Regions from separate parts of the Homo sapiens genome. Here region 2 is linked to region 1. Evidence: chromatin contacts called from ENCODE Hi-C or POLR2A ChIA-PET data. All regions are on one chromosome and are shown on one strand. The core of a region is the stretch at or near the end of the contact, and the rest is flanking DNA. Distances in the headings are between cores, read along the strand shown. Region 1 overlaps RGS3 (regulator of G protein signaling 3). Region 2 has its middle 8.1 kb from the start of RGS3.

What was found. Hi-C counts contacts between places; a loop is a spot of excess contacts on that map. ChIA-PET counts read pairs that join two places held with the same protein, here RNA polymerase II (POLR2A). Pooled maps may share reads with other maps.
Region 2: a pooled map shows a loop between it and region 1 (3-fold over the local background). The contact joins two enhancer-like sites. A Hi-C loop is called at or near these places in 3 of 168 maps with a recorded cell type or tissue (cardiac septum and dorsolateral prefrontal cortex) and 7 of 50 pooled maps. POLR2A ChIA-PET finds 5 or more read pairs at or near these places in 7 of 52 experiments (AG04450, Caco-2, HepG2 and 4 more).

Annotation. Positions count from the first base shown.
Region 1 is chr9:113,547,292-113,550,393 of GRCh38, reverse strand. All of the region lies in intron 17 of RGS3 (regulator of G protein signaling 3), which reads right to left. Among named protein-coding and RNA genes, the nearest start is that of RGS3, 85 kb to the right of the region's middle. Within about 2 kb of position 1,538, at least 29 of the 41 ENCODE cell types and tissues checked have a DNase peak (open chromatin) inside an H3K27ac peak, as active enhancers do.
Region 2 is chr9:113,454,112-113,457,070 of GRCh38, reverse strand. It overlaps a transcript of RGS3 not described here. Among named protein-coding and RNA genes, the nearest start is that of RGS3, 8.1 kb to the left of the region's middle. Within about 2 kb of position 1,615, at least 22 of the 41 ENCODE cell types and tissues checked have a DNase peak (open chromatin) inside an H3K27ac peak, as active enhancers do.

The sequences.
Region 1 (3,102 bases), core at 289-2,788:
AACAAATATTTGTTTATTTAGTTCCTTTTTGAGATGAAGTTTCACTCTGTTGCCCAGGCTGGAATGCAGTTGACACAATCTCAGCTCACTGCAACCTCCACGTCCCAAGTTCAAGCGATTCTCCCACCTCAGCCTCCCCAGTAGCTGGGACTACAGGCATGCGCCACCATGCCTGGCTAATTTTGTATTTTTTGGTAGAGACAGGGTTTCACCATGTTGGCTAGACTGGTCTCGAACTCCTGACCTCAGCGATCCACCCACCTTGGCCTCCCAAAGTGGTGGGATTACAGGCATGAGCCACCGCGCCCAACAAATATTTATTTAGAGTCGAATGCGTACTAGGTGTTGAACTGGATGCTGGGCATGCCAAGATACACCTAAGAGGATTTTTTTTTCATTCAGAGACAGGGTCTCACTGCTGGAGTGCAGTGGTGCAATCATAGCTCACTGTAACCTCAAACTCAGGCTCAAGCCATCTCCCATCTCAGCCTCCTGTACAAGGATTTTTATCTGAAATTTTTGTAACAAAGAAAAATTGCAAGCAACCTGAATGATAAACAACTGAAGATTACTTAAATAAAGCACGTTTCATCTACACAATGAAATACTCCACAGGCACTGAAAATGATGTTGTAGAAGAATATTTATTGAAATGGAAACATGGATACACTACGCTGTTAAATGGGGGAGAAAAAGCAGGTTAGAAAAATTGCACCAGTAACCCCAATTTGCAAATAAGATATATGTGTGTATAAACGAATGCCTGACAGGACACATTCCAAAATGTTAACAGTGGTTTATCTCTGGGTGCTGGGATTAAGGATGAACTTCATTTTCTTCTCCTGGTTCATCTGTATTAAATGTTTTCTTCATAATAAACATCAATCACATGGATTACTTTTGCAACAATACAACAAAAAAAAAGTCAACTGCATTCAAACAAACAAACAAACAAAGAAAAAAAACACCTTCCCATGCCTCATGAGTGGAGGCCCCAAGGAAGGGGGTTATAGAAAGTCAGATACATGTTCACTGCTTGGTTTTGCAACAAGAGCTACTATTAAGTACCTACTGCATGCCAGGCATTACAACAGATCCCCTTTGATCTTCACAAGACCCCAGTGAAATCAGCGTTCTTGTCTCATTTTACAGATGCTCTGTGACCCATCAGTAATCCCATGGCTAGTGAGAGGAAGAGCTAGGATTTGAACCCTGGCCTGTCTGTCTCTAAACCTGCAGGAGGCTGCTACTACCTCAGCTGCCTCTGCTTGTTCCTGGGGAGGGGCAGGGAAAGGTCCTGAGCCACTGAGGCCTCTGTCCTGCAGGCCAGATCTAGGCTGGCCCTTGTCCTCCCTCCCTGCAGACAGTCCAAAGAAAGGAGGACAAGTCAGCAAGGGAGGGGACACCAGCAAGAGGAGGTGTGGCACTGGACAGCCGGCTGGCTGAGGTCAGGGCTCAGGGTGGGCCAGCTGGGGACTCCTCGCCTGCCAGGCGACTCTCAGGAAGCCTGACCACATCCGGTCCCAGGAGTTCCCAGTCTCTGTGCGCCCAAAGGCAGTGACAGCAAACCTCAGCACAAGGCCTGCAGCCACTGTGCTGAAACAGCCAGGGAAAAACAGCCTGCCAACTGGGCCCTTCTCTCTGGGCTTGCTTGACACCAGCCAGTGCTTTCTGCTCTCCGGGCCTCCAGGGCCTCCTCGCCTGTATGAGGAGGGGGTGTGAGGGCTGATGGCTCCAGGACTCTCCCAGATGGAATTATGTGACTCCATGGGACTTCCTCACATCGGGCCTGGCAGGAAGAGGAAGGGGGTGAGGCCTCCCCACCCAGCTCCCGAAGGAGCCCCCTCCTCTTCCCCTCAGCTCTGTTCCCACTGCTATTTTTAGAACAGACCACAGGGAGTGTCTCCACCACTCCAGCCATGCTCCTAGCTGCAGGTAAAACACAGCAGCCCCATTCATTCTGCTCCAACAAGCACATGCCAGGAATTTACAGATAAGCCAGAGGACTAGACAACCTCTCCCCACGCCACTAGCTGAGCTGCTTTCTCAATATTTCCATTACAGCCCAACACAGTGACTTACATTTCCCAAGGCCAACACAGTGAGTTGCTGAGTGAGACAACCCTAAGACCGTCTGTGACCCCTTTCCTGCCCCCAGCCCAGCAGAATCTTCAGAAGTCCCCGACTACATGCCCTTGGCCAAGTTTTTGCCTCTTTCACTTGGTTTCTACAACCTAGCTTGTTAATCAATTGATCTCAGTGGGGGAAGGAGGAGGCTTTCCAGCTCCACATTCAAAGTTTCTATGGTTCTACCAATATTCTAGTCACTCATAAAATAAATACTATATTCCCAAAGTCCACCTAAGTATTGATTACAGGCCTCTGAATGCATTTTCCCACTCAAAAGTATGTTATAAATGGTGGTCAGCTTCCTAGGCCAGCCTACTTAACCCTTAATAGTCTTCCATCAAGTAGAAACAGTAGAAAACCATATAGCAATAATAGACTTCAACCAAAACAGAAACACACTAACACTTAGGACAATTTTTTTGAATTTATCTTGGGTAGTGTTATCCCAGCAAAAGTGGGTAGGTACTAAAGGTGATGAAAAAGCCAATGGCAACTTATCGGGAAGAGTCTGAAGGAGACTTCTGACCACACCAGAAATGAAAGGACTGCAAACCAGTGACCACAAATTCCACGCGGAAATTAGCCTGATGGCTTGGACTGGGAGTTGGAAAGGTTAAAGAATGTACTTGCATACATATTAGGTTGGTGCCAAAGTAATTGCGGTTCTTGACATTGCTTTTAATGGAAAACACCACAGTTACTTTTGCACCAACCTATATACACGTGAAGTTGAAACAAAAGAGTTCAATGTGTATACTCAGCCACCTGAGCAGAAAGGAAGGAGGGAAGGGGAAGATATTGGGTTGGAGAGCCCGTCTTGTGCTGGCCTCCAATGGGGGAGGCTGGAAGAAGCACCTCTAGGGGAGAGGAGGCAGTAATGTGCTCATAATTTGGGTGTCTGTGATGAGGACCCCTTTCTGTCTAAATATACCTATGTGTGATGAGTACATTGATGAATATTCACCAGGAACA
Region 2 (2,959 bases), core at 366-2,865, 93 kb after region 1:
TAATCCCAGCACTTTGGGAGGCTGAGGTAGGTGGATCACCTGAGTTCAGGAGTTTGAGACCAGCCTGGCCAACATGGTGAAACCCATCTCTACTAAAATACAAAATTAGCCAGTGTGGTGGCGCATGCCTGTAATCCCAGCTACTCGGGAGGCTGAGGCAGGAGAATGGCTTGAACCCGGAGGCAGAGGTTGCAGTGAGCTGAGATCATCGCATTGTACTCCAGTCTGGAAGACAAAAGCGAAACTCTGTCTCAAAAAAAAAATAAATAAATCATATAGGGCTGCATATTTTATTATAAGGAGATTGGGCTTTATTTTAAGAGCATAGAGCAGTTGTCAAATATTTTAAGCAAGATCCCAACAGCCTTTAATTCACATTTTAGAAAGATTGCTCTGGCTAGAATACGAAAAAAAAAAAAACAAATTGGTTAGGGGTGGAGGCGTTTGCATGACATGAGGGTCGGAAGCAAAAATTGCTCTTAGAAGTCTTTTCTGGTCATCCAGGTAAAAGATGACAATGACCAAACTAGGGAAGTGGCAATAGGGATGGAAAGAGATAGAATCAACAGGCCATGGTGATTGAGTAGAAGATGGAATGCAAGGAATTCTGGCTTGAGAAATTGTTTAGAAGTGCCCTTTGCAGAAATGAAGAACATGAGAGGCAGGGCTGAACTGAGGGGAGAATGGATGAGTTCAACTGTGAGCCTGCTAAGGTTGGGTGACCCATGTGCCATCCAAGTGAAGATGTCAAGTGAACAGTTGAACATAATGGTCTGAAGCTCAGCAAAAAATACTTAGGCTAGAAATATAGATTTAGGAATTCCCTGTGAGGCCATGAGCATGCATAAGACAGCCCACAGGGAATGTTTAATGTGAGAAAGCTCAGGACAGAACCAAGAGTAGTACCAACTGAAAAAACAGGCAGAGGAAGAAAGGCCTGAAAGGGGAAGGAAAAGTCAGGGGATGTATTAAGAAGGAAATAATAGTCAACAGTGTCAAATATTGTTAAGAGGTCCAGTAGGTTTAATAACTGAGAAGTGTCCATTAGATTTAGCAACAAGACAGTCCCTGTTGACCTTTCATCCCAGAATAAAATGCTGGGGGGCAACAACTTCACATGAATGAAAAGGTACCAAATTTACTCTAAAAGGAAAAACACCCTGGACTCAAAGCCAGACGATATTCTTGGGTCAGGTTTTTTTCATGTCCTAAATTTAACCAGCTGGAATGCTTTGTTAAGTGGTATTTTATTCACCCTTGAAATGAAGGATTTGCCTTTTAAAAGTGTCTCTGTAATTCATCTTCAAGGTAGAACAAGGTGGTATCTTTGGGTTAATTGTTCTCTACAGAAACAGATGCTGGTTGCTGTAAATACCACTGAGGAACTTTAATGTGCCCCAGATGTAGAAGCCTCTAGTGACCTAAATACACAAACAGGGACTAAAGAGAACCAAGTAAAAGATTCAAGATTTCAAGTGTAAGCGGAGAGATACTGCTTCAAAGTGGAAGAGACCAAACCTTCACCACCAAAGGAATGTGAACTAGTAAGTTGAGTCCAAAGATAAAAGCTAAAGACTTGATAAGAGCCAGAAAAGCAGAGTGCCTGGTCTCTGCTAGAATGACTCAGCACCCTCGCAGTTAGGCTGGAAGCCCTTTCAGCCTCTTCAAGAGCTGCTTTTCCTGGCCTGATAATGAGCAACTTGGCCTGGCATAATCCTACATTCCAGAGGCCCTCAGTTTTTCAAAATTAAAAAACAATATAGACTTCTGTTTCCAGCCAAGATGGAATAACAGGAACTGGATTTTCCCTTCACCTGAAACAACTAAAAGACTGGACAAAATATATGAAACAATGGTTTTTAAGATATTGTACATCAGGCAACGAAGGACAGTGATCCCTGAGAAACAGAAAAGAGACAAGCTGTGCCCTGTGATCAGCCCAGCTTATTCCCGGGAGAGACTTTCCAAAAGGGAGAGGGAACTCAGGCCAACTCCAAATCCCTGAACTGAGAAGTTCGGGAGGCCAAGGCAGCTAGAGTTCCAAGGCAGAGTACCAGAGAGGAGACAGTCACACAAAGAGAGGGCCCCAGAGGTCTCCAGAGAGTCCCCACTCACAACTTCAGCTAAGTGCTAATGAGCTCATGGGTTTGAGGAAAGTATCCCAAGGCTGGGGAAAGAACCACCAAAGAATTACAGGGAACAATCTTTAAAGCTCACACAGGGCCAGGAATAGTTCTTAAGCTCATCAACCAGAGTGGAAAGACCTTCTAATTCCTTAGGAGGTATTAGATAGAATACTCAGAAGGGTCTTCCCTCAGTTGTGGGGAATAATCAACCCTAGATTAAATGCTGTACTTGTCCATCTAAAAAAAAAAAAAAAAAAAAAAGTTTAAAAGCAAGACCCAAAAGGATCAAACTGTTTTTGATTTTGGTTTTTGTTTTGTTTTGTTTTGTTTTGTTTTTTTGATACTGTCTCGCTCTGTCGCCCAGGATGGAGTGCAGTAGCAAGATCTCAGCTCACTGCAACCTCCACCTCCCAGGTTCAAGTGATTCTTATGCCTCAGCCTGCTAAGTAGCTGGGACTACAGGTGTGCACCACCCCACCTGGCTAAGTTTTGTATTTTTAGTAGAGACAGGGTTTCACCATGTTGGCCAGGCTGGTCTCAAACTCCTGACCTCAAGTGATCCACCCACCTCAGCCTCCCAAAGTGCTGGGATTACAGGCATGCACCGCACCCAGCTAGGATCAAACTGTTTCTAAGTAACTTAACTGCATCCCAGAACAAGCTAAAGAATACTTGTAAGAATATAAAAATATCTAGAACCCAAAAAGGCAAAATTTGTTAAATCTGGTATCTAATAAAAAGTGAACAGGTATGGCAAAGAAGCAGAAAAAAATATGAACCATAATAAGGAGAAAATCAATAGAAACCAACCGAGAAATGACATGTTAAGTACG